2 separate regions of the Homo sapiens genome follow, and region 1 is linked to region 2. Evidence: chromatin loops called from intact Hi-C (ENCODE). Cell type or tissue: psoas muscle. All regions are shown on one strand. Links, peaks and the distances in the headings refer to the core of each region. The heading gives the core; the rest is flanking DNA. Region 1 has its middle 38 kb from the start of SPAG17. Region 2 has its middle 320 kb from the start of SPAG17.

Region 1 (4,404 bases), core at 110-4,109, 280 kb after region 2:
CCACAGCTTGGAAGGGGACCTGAACGGATTTCCACTGCTGGCTTGGGTGGCCAGCTTTATTCCCTATTTGTCCCCTCCCGTGTTCCATTTCTGTCCTATCAGAATGCCCTTTTATCAATCCTCTCTGTGATTGGCTACTTTTGGGATCCTGCTGATTGGTGTGTTTTACAGAGCGCTGATTGTTGCATTTTACAGAGCACTGATTGGTGCGTTTTACAGAGCACTGATTGGTGCATTTTAAAGAGCACTGATTTGTGCACTTTACAATCCTCTTGCTAGCTACAGAGCACTGATTGGTGCATTATTACAGAGCACTGATTGGTGCGTTTTTACAACCCTCTTGTAAGACAGAAAAGTTCTCCAAGTCCTCACTGGTATGTTCCTGTGGTAGGTCTTGGAGCAAAAGTTCATGATGTGCGTCTCCACACGTTGGTTGCTCTGTCCTTCTGAGCATGAACTGCAAGGTAGTACTGCCTCCTATCCTCCATCTTAATCCAGTGGGGATTATTTTTAATGTGGCTTATCAATTTTATTTATTGCCATTCTTTGATGTTCCCATAAACATTATGATTGCCTGCCAGGAAATTATACTCAAAATAGGCTTATGGGCACTTAGAATAGTGCCGAGGAAAAAATGATAATTAATAGTACTGAGCTAAAGGTAAGCCTTTATCCCTTTCCAAATGTGAGGCATAGATGTCCTAGTTGGTTTTTTTTATTTTTTAAAGATAACATTCAAATGTTGCTACCTTTCTGCTGAATTACTTGAGTAGAACCACTTCAGCAACTTGTATGTGCATGTGTGTGTGTGTGTGCATGTGTGTGTGTGTGCATGTGTGTGTTCATGTGAAACATTCAACTAATGCTCAAGCAGCCCTTACAGTGCTTGGAACTTACAAATGAAAGCTTTCCTCTAGGAAGCATCTCTCAGGGAAATAGGTGCAAGAGGAATACTGATATTTTAACCTTTGCCTCACCTTAAATTTTCAGCAAAGCACAGTGTTACTTCCTTTTAGTGCTAATTTTGGAGTAGTTACTATTTGTCTTCCTTATATCCTGCTTGATATTTTCCTTCTACAGTTGGGAATTAGGGATTCCAAACACCAGGAGGAGAGGAAAAGCTTCTATTCTCCTCCAACATTGTACTCGAGAACAGACCTCTCTGAATGTAGCTAGATTCTGCAAACTTCCCTAGCATCCAACTTCCTCCTCCAAAAAAAGGAAAACAATACAGTTATGTATTTATTTATTATGTTTACTTATTTGAGACAGGGTCCTGCTCTGTCACCCAGGATGGAGTGCAATGGAGCAATCTTCAGTCACTGCAACCTCCACCTCCCTCTTGGGTTCAGGTGATCATCCCGCCTCAGCCTCCCAAGTAGCTGGGACTACAGGCACACACCACCACATCTGGCTAATTTTTGTATTTTTTGTGGAGACTGGGTTTTGCCATGTTGCCAAGGCTGGTCTCAAATTCCTGGACTCAAGGGATCTGCTCACCTCAACCTTCCAAAGTACTGAGATTATTGGCATAAGCCACCATGCCCAGCAGTTACTTAGATGCTTATTTTATGTTCTTGCATATCCTGCTAAAATATAAACTCACCGAGAGCAAAAGACACATATTAGTGTTTTGTAAGCATCCCCCATTCCTCCACCACCCTCAGAATATGCTTAACAAATATGTTTGGAATTCAATCTGCATTAAACTGCTGATCTATCAATAAAGAATCCATCCTCATTCTTATCTCCTTGAAGAAAGGAAGGCAAATCTATACAGCAAAAAATGGATCAAACCAAGGATCCTCACAAGACCTTGGCTCTTAGAGCTTCTAGAATCAGCTATTGAACAACTATCAACTTAAGTGGATAGCTGATGCATAAACAGTTAAGAGAACCGCAGGTATTCAAATATTCCCAATGCAGGTATTTGAATGATGTTGTTAATTGTCCCAAGTGTGCATTTTTAATAGCATATACTCATACATATACAAACACAATGAATATACATAGTTTTTATTCCCTCAAACCCAGGGAAACAGATTACTGTGAATCTACTACTCTAATCTCTCACCTGTGGTCACTTGGTGGCCACAAACACCTGTTCTTCTCTAGGTCTCACTGAAAATATCTACAAGTGGTGGAACTGAGATTTACAGCTATCAACCTTGACAGTTTAGTCACCAATAAAAGCAGCTCCTCTATGCCCCACACTCACTCCACCCCAGGCTGAGTCCATCAAAGGTGCTGTGTATTTCATGCAAATTTCCATGACAGCAGCTCTATGTGGTCCACGCATAGTTTGCCTGAGCAAGGGACAGAAGGTCTATCCTCTTCCTCCCAATGAGCTGATCCTATTTCTCCTAACAACTGGTATGGGGCTGCCCCCTGGAGGTTTAAGAAAGCCTGTTCCCTTCAAGGCAGGCTAGAGGGTCTAACTAGAGGCATTTCAGATGTTGAAACTGGCAGACATCATCTGACCACCTAATCCAACCTTTCAGAAATGAGGATATCCAAGTTCAAACATAGGGAATCAACATGCGCAGATGCAATACTTTTCAAAGAGCCCACCGAGCAATGTGATCACCAGGAAACTAACTTACTGCAGCTTTTTAAAACTAGGGAAAGTGGCCTTACATTACCTACTTAAGATCCAGATTGTTCAGGGAGTTCGTTTCTTGATAGCATTTGTTGAACATCTACTGTAGATAAGACCATGACCTCCAAATGTGTATATATGCTATGCCTAGAAAAGCCATTATGTTTGGATATCAGTGATTTTCTCCAGCTGGCAGGATAATAATTGATTTCTGTTTTCTCTGAGAGAATCAATGAAGAAAAAGAAAAGGAAAAGAAAGCACACTATTGGAATCCTAGGAGGCAGATTCCAGTTCTTCTTAACTGGTGAGTTTGAAACCAACACAAGCATTAAAGAGAAAGGAAAAAAAAAAAGGCATTGGCCTGTAACTGGTGCATATAAGATTCTTGTGCTCCCCTATAGAGGGAAAAAATGATTTAAGATTTGTTATCATTTCTAAGCAACAACATACTCTTGAACTCATTTTGAAATAGCTACAACTCTATTTTTTTAAGATGTAAGTTGCTGGACTTTATTGCACATTGACTTAAACTGAAAGTTGTCCAAATGCCTTTGAATAAGAGATTTAAAGATGAGGGCCATACCACTTTCAGAGGGAGACTTTCCTTCTCAGTGGAACTAAGCGGTATTTCCAAAATATCTGGCTGGATCTTAAAAGTCATTCATGACAGGTGATAATTGATTACATATTGAGTTTTGCCAGAAACTCTAATGTCATTGGCATATAGAGACATAGCATTAACACAGTGTGTATGTGCAGAGGACTGGAACACAAATAGAAGGCTTCATAAATTAAATTTAATGTTTCGTAGCTCTTCTTTAAACAAAGTAGGTGTGGAAATTATTTTAAGTTAAAATTTATTTCTGTGCAAAACAAAAATCAGTCTCTAAGTGTATATGGGGAATAAGAAAGCAGAATTTAAGGTCAAGTGTAACACTAATTGAACGTTAAAAGAAAGAAAATATGTTTTAATATTTAAAAGAGTCAAATATTGAAATTTCAAATAATTTCAAACATGGGCTACACATAAAATAATAATAAGATAATTATGACAATAACAATTACACATGCACATACCATTCAATAGAAAAATTGTCAGAGGGTGACTTTTGATTGGATAAATTGATCCATGCAATTCACCTGAAACTTAATATCATCATTTCTATTTTATTGAAAGGTCAAATGTCTCCTGTCATTCAGAAAAATTTCTGCTAATATGCCTAAAAAGAGAAGAATTTGGAGATAGATAAGGTAACTCAGTGAGTTAGAGTAAAATTAAACTCTCACATTTAAGACCATTGCAATTCATTTAAAACATCTTCAATTGCATTCTGCCTTTTAGAACAGAAGTGACAAACCAACTGACCATGGGTCAAATTAGGCCCAGACTAGCTTTATGAAGCCTACACAATAAATTTTGTTTTGTTTTGCTGTTGTAATTTTTGTTGTTCCTTTTTAAGACTTTTTCAACAGCCTTACAAAGACTATATACTTTATCAATTTATCCACAGGCTAACTATTGTCATATCCAGGCAAATTCACATATTTATAATAACTGGTTTCTATGTGCATTTTTGTTTGTTTTTATTTTGCTTTGTTTTGATGTCTGCTCCAGAGCAGTTTATTTCTTAAACTGCCAGCTCCGATTCATTTGAGGCTGTGAAATATATTCAGTGGTTCCTGGATCAGCATTGTTTTCCACAAACTAGAATAGAGTAGAAATTAGCAGAGCATCACAGGTATAAAGGTAAGCCTTATTTTCAAAAACTGTCACCTCGTGTGTGTGTGTGTGTGTGTGTGTGTG
Region 2 (4,404 bases), core at 335-4,334:
TTTCTTTCAATAAGTGTTTGTTGGATAAATGGATGGCAAATGAATAAACCACATATGCATACATACAATTAATAAAGGTTTAGAAATTCCTAAGCATAAAGGACATAGAAACTGTGGAGGAGACTAGAACTCAGTGTTGTCTACAAATAGTCTCAGGTTATCATAATATCACCAGGATTTGGAATAACACTAAGAGATTCAGAACGTTTTCTGAGAAAAGTCTAAAATTTACTTGCAAGGACACTTCTTTGCAGGCAAGTTGATATGCTTCATTAAGTCAAGAATACATAGTTATCTCTGTATTTACCACAACAAAACATCTTTGCCCACTCTTGTCTGGTATATCTGAGCATATTGCTCTTCTCTTAGACAGAACTGTATTATCTTGTCTTCAGGTTATCCAAGGAAATCCATTTTATTTTATTTTATTTTATTTTTTTAGATACAGGGTCTTGCTCTGACACCCAGGCTGGAAAGTAGCAGCACTATCATATCTCACTGTAACCTTGAACTCCTGGACTCAAGCACTCCTCCCACCTCAGCCTTCTGAGTAGCTAGGACTACAGGTGTGTGCCACCACATGCAGTGAATTTTTTAAATTTTTGTAGTGATGAGGTCTCGCTGTGTTATCCTGGCTGGTCTTGAAATCCTGGTCTTAAGTGATCTTTCCGCATTGGCCTCCCAAATTACTGAGATAATGTGAGCCACTGTGCCCAGGCCCAGAATCTAGTCTTTATGTGCCACCAGTTGGTTATCATTGCTTCTCTGAAACAGCTGATGTTTGAGAGACATGGGTCAACTATTCCTATGTCCATCTTCCTGCCACACTAAACTAGTCTTTTAACAGTCTCCAAGGATCTCATTATTGCTAAGCTTAAAGGACACCCCTTAGACTTTACATAACTTTACTTACCTGCCACAATTAACCTAGTTGACTACTCTCTCCTTAAAAGTCTCTCTTTACTTTCATCCTGCATTACCACACTCTCCTCTCCTCAGTCTGCTTTTCCTTTAGCATGCTTTAACTGTTGGTGATTCCCAGAGGTTTGGCTTCCCTTCTTCTCTTTTTTCTTAATCTACACACTCCTGTGGGTTCCCTCATCTTTTTTCAAAGTTTAATGTTTCATTTATCTTGCCTTCACATGTAGTGTTATCTCCAGATTTAGTCAACACTGCATTTTCAGTTTCTAAAATGCAGGTAGTACACGCATCAGGAAAACCCAATGTCAAGGGCTGAAGAATAAACAATACATGTGTGCATGATTCTGTGTCTGGAAATTGTATATCCATCTTGTAGCTCAGGTTAGAAATCCATACAGATTTGCTTGATGATCTGCCCACTCCCTCCCGTAACCTGTTCTTTCCTTTACCTTTCCTAGCTGCTTCCTGAACTTTGCCTAGACTCCACTCTTGGGAAAACTGACAAGCACTTCTTTCTGGCCAGGGAGACTTGTCATCAAGTTTTTCACAAATTTTTCACCATTCAAAAAGAGTTTATGCTTTACTAAAAGAATTCACCTTGGGGCCCTTTCAAATAACCTATTCTCCAAGGAAATTTAATATCGGATTCAACTAACCAAAATTAGATTTACTCGCATTTGGAAAACATCTATAGATCTGCCTCACTTCGTGTAGCTGGTGTGTTCCTGAAATATGTGCAAATCAGACCCTTGTAAGTTGAATGATAGTTCAAATGTATTAATCAATTTGCTAAAGAAAGCAAAAATACTTTTATAACATAAATAATAAGCATCTGATATATCTGTTGTATAAATTTGAATTTTATGCATTACACGTATTTATTTTTGGAGACATACTCATGCATACTAGTGTACAAGAGAAGGGACAAGGAAAGATTAACACTTGTTCAGAGACTGCCAGGTGTCAGGCATCATGCCAGGAACTGTGGCCTCGCACTATCTGAGTACTTAGGGTTTTGTTTTGTTTTCGTTTGTGTGTGATAGTTTATAGGTCGGAAAAGCACTATTTGTTCCACAGTCCCAGGATTTTTGCTCTCCCAATCCAAATTCATTTAATTTGAGTTTCCTTTTTCCCTATTGCCATTACCAGGCAGATTCCTGGGTGTGTATATTCCTTCTTTCCATTCATTTCCTTCCCATTCCCTCCTCATTTTCTAAGATAGCACAAAAGGGACAAATCTCACAGCCAAGCTTATTTTCTACTAGGTGGGTTATTGGTACAAAAATAACTACTAAATATATACAATATATAATGTAATATATGCATGTGTGTGTATATACATATATACATATGTTTAGGGAGAGAGAGAGATTGACAGATAGAGAGAAAGTTAGCTTTCTCTGCCTTGGATAATGTAGCTTAGTTGAAATGATAGTAACCACGTAAGGCCACCTGGGAACTGATTCCTTCCATGTCTGTGGCTACATGCAAGCCTCTCTGCTCCCATCTGGTTGCTGGGACAGCCTCTTAATTCCACTTGTCACAGAGAAGGGAGCAGTCCATGGGCCACAGCTACTACTTCTCTGACAAGAGTTTCTTAACTAGAAGCATAATGAGCTATGAGAGACTCTGGAGAGTACTTAGCTGCATTAACACTTAGAGATGAACTCAGGCTTCAACCTCCACTTCTGATCACCTTCCAACCATCTCCTTCCACCCCCTACTCCCCCATCTCCCACACTCGTATGAGCCAACAGATATGAACAGCAGCACTTGTGTTAACAACTTGGCAGCTGCAGGAAGCCAGACCCCAGGAAGCAACAAGATATTTCCCTTAGGGAGGCCCGGGCTTGGGGCTTCCCTTCCTTTCCTATGTCAACAAAGCCTTCGTTTCCTAACTTGCAAGCCACAAAATAAGCCAAATTCTTGTTTTTTCACCTTCTCCTCTGGATGGAAAGGGCCCTATTAGACAGAATTTATATAGCTAGGCTCTGTTGATTTTACTCTTATTAATGGCTCCAACTCATAAGAAAATTGGGGATTTTATAAAAAAATGTATTTTAAAAATAAACAAATACATGAACTCTAGTTCTTATTCCAGAATAGACAGAGCAAACAAAATACTCTGAGTAGGAGTGCTGCATCATGTTTCACACAGGATAAGGAGTTCTCAGTCAATCACACAGCAGCTACATAAATGTTTATACTCTATGTGGAGGAGAGTTAGCAACCCCACAGATGAAGTAAATGACTGTTTATTTCTCAAGTAATGGGAATGCTGAAATAAAATAAGCCTATCAAAATTTTCAGGAATGTAAAGCTAAAAGCTTCATCACTTTTTTTGTTCTTTAAGAAAAAAGAGAGTAGAAGGATGAATTAATAGGAAAGATAGTCCATATTGTGGACTACCTTTAGTCCACATTAAAGATCCATATACACAACTGAACACAGACATAAACAGACACACAGAGGGCTGGTCCCTGTATCTTCTAGTTCTGCCTATTTGAACCATTGAAAAACTTTTGCCTCATGCAGAGCCTCAACTTGATATTGTGGCCTTATTCATCACTGTAATCATACATAAATCCATTGCTCTAGCCAAATGGCTCCTGAACACCTTGCACATTTCATATTGACATTTAATCATGTCATTGCCCTCAACTTCCTCCCACTTATACACATTCTCCATCCAAACACATTTCCTTCTTGAAGCCCTGTCTTTCAATGTTCAGTGAATATTTAAAGTTTGGGCAGGGGCAAAAACTTACCCCTGTCATTATTTTTGTTAAGGAAGATGGTAAATTAACCTCAATGGCATAAATTTCTGAATAGCAGGTAAAGGAATTGTAGGCAGAATTTTAGTTACCAGAGTGAGGGTTGACAAGGTCAAGAAGATGGAATGTCATTGCAAAAATTTTATGTTTGTAGATAGGTGTGTTGTTTTATGTTTATAGATAGGTGTGTTTTTTTACATTTGTAGATAGGTGTGTTGTTTTATGTTTGTAGATAGGTGTGTCATTTTATATAGGGCTTTTTGAAAAACAGAATTTTAAGCAGAGTATGCAGCAAGACTAAAAATGGCAAGGCGGGAGCATGCTTGGTGTGCCTGAGGAATAGCAAAGACGCCAGAGTGTGCTGAAGGGAGTGAATAAATAGTGATGTACAAAATCAGAGAATTAGTTAGGGTCTATATCCTGTAGGAGCTTGTAGAGACTTTAGTTTTTATTCTGAATGAGATCAGAAGCCATTGAAGTGTTCTGATCAGTGGAACAAAATAACACTACATGTTTGAAAATCTCAGAGTAAAATTGGATTTGTTGTCAGCTTTAGTTCATGACACACTACCATCATTGCTATGTGCATGGCATTAGTTTATATTATTATTTTTCCATTTATTATTTATTTTTTATTTTTAATTTTTGGAGACAGGGTCTCACTCTTTCACTCAGGCTGGGGCACAGTGGCACCATCTTGGCTCACTGT

Evidence for each region. Hi-C counts contacts between places; a loop is a spot of excess contacts. Peaks named below come from ENCODE experiments on the same cell type or tissue, not always from the same donor. Only the 100,000 strongest peaks of a DNase experiment are listed, where the experiment ranks them.
Region 1: a loop joins it to region 2, with 2.6 times the contacts of the local background. A loop is called at or near these places in 1 of 110 quality-filtered maps.

The regions. Positions count from the first base shown.
Region 1 is chr1:118,221,521-118,225,924 of GRCh38, reverse strand. No RefSeq gene overlaps it. Among named protein-coding and RNA genes, the nearest start is that of SPAG17, 38 kb to the right of the region's middle. In psoas muscle, for the core only: a CTCF peak has its summit at 2,397 (motif pointing left); no DNase peak of the experiment used is centred there.
Region 2 is chr1:118,502,623-118,507,026 of GRCh38, reverse strand. No RefSeq gene overlaps it. Among named protein-coding and RNA genes, the nearest start is that of SPAG17, 320 kb to the right of the region's middle. In psoas muscle, for the core only: no CTCF peak of the experiment used is centred there; a DNase peak (open chromatin) is centred at 1,896; H3K27ac peaks cover 1,685 bases.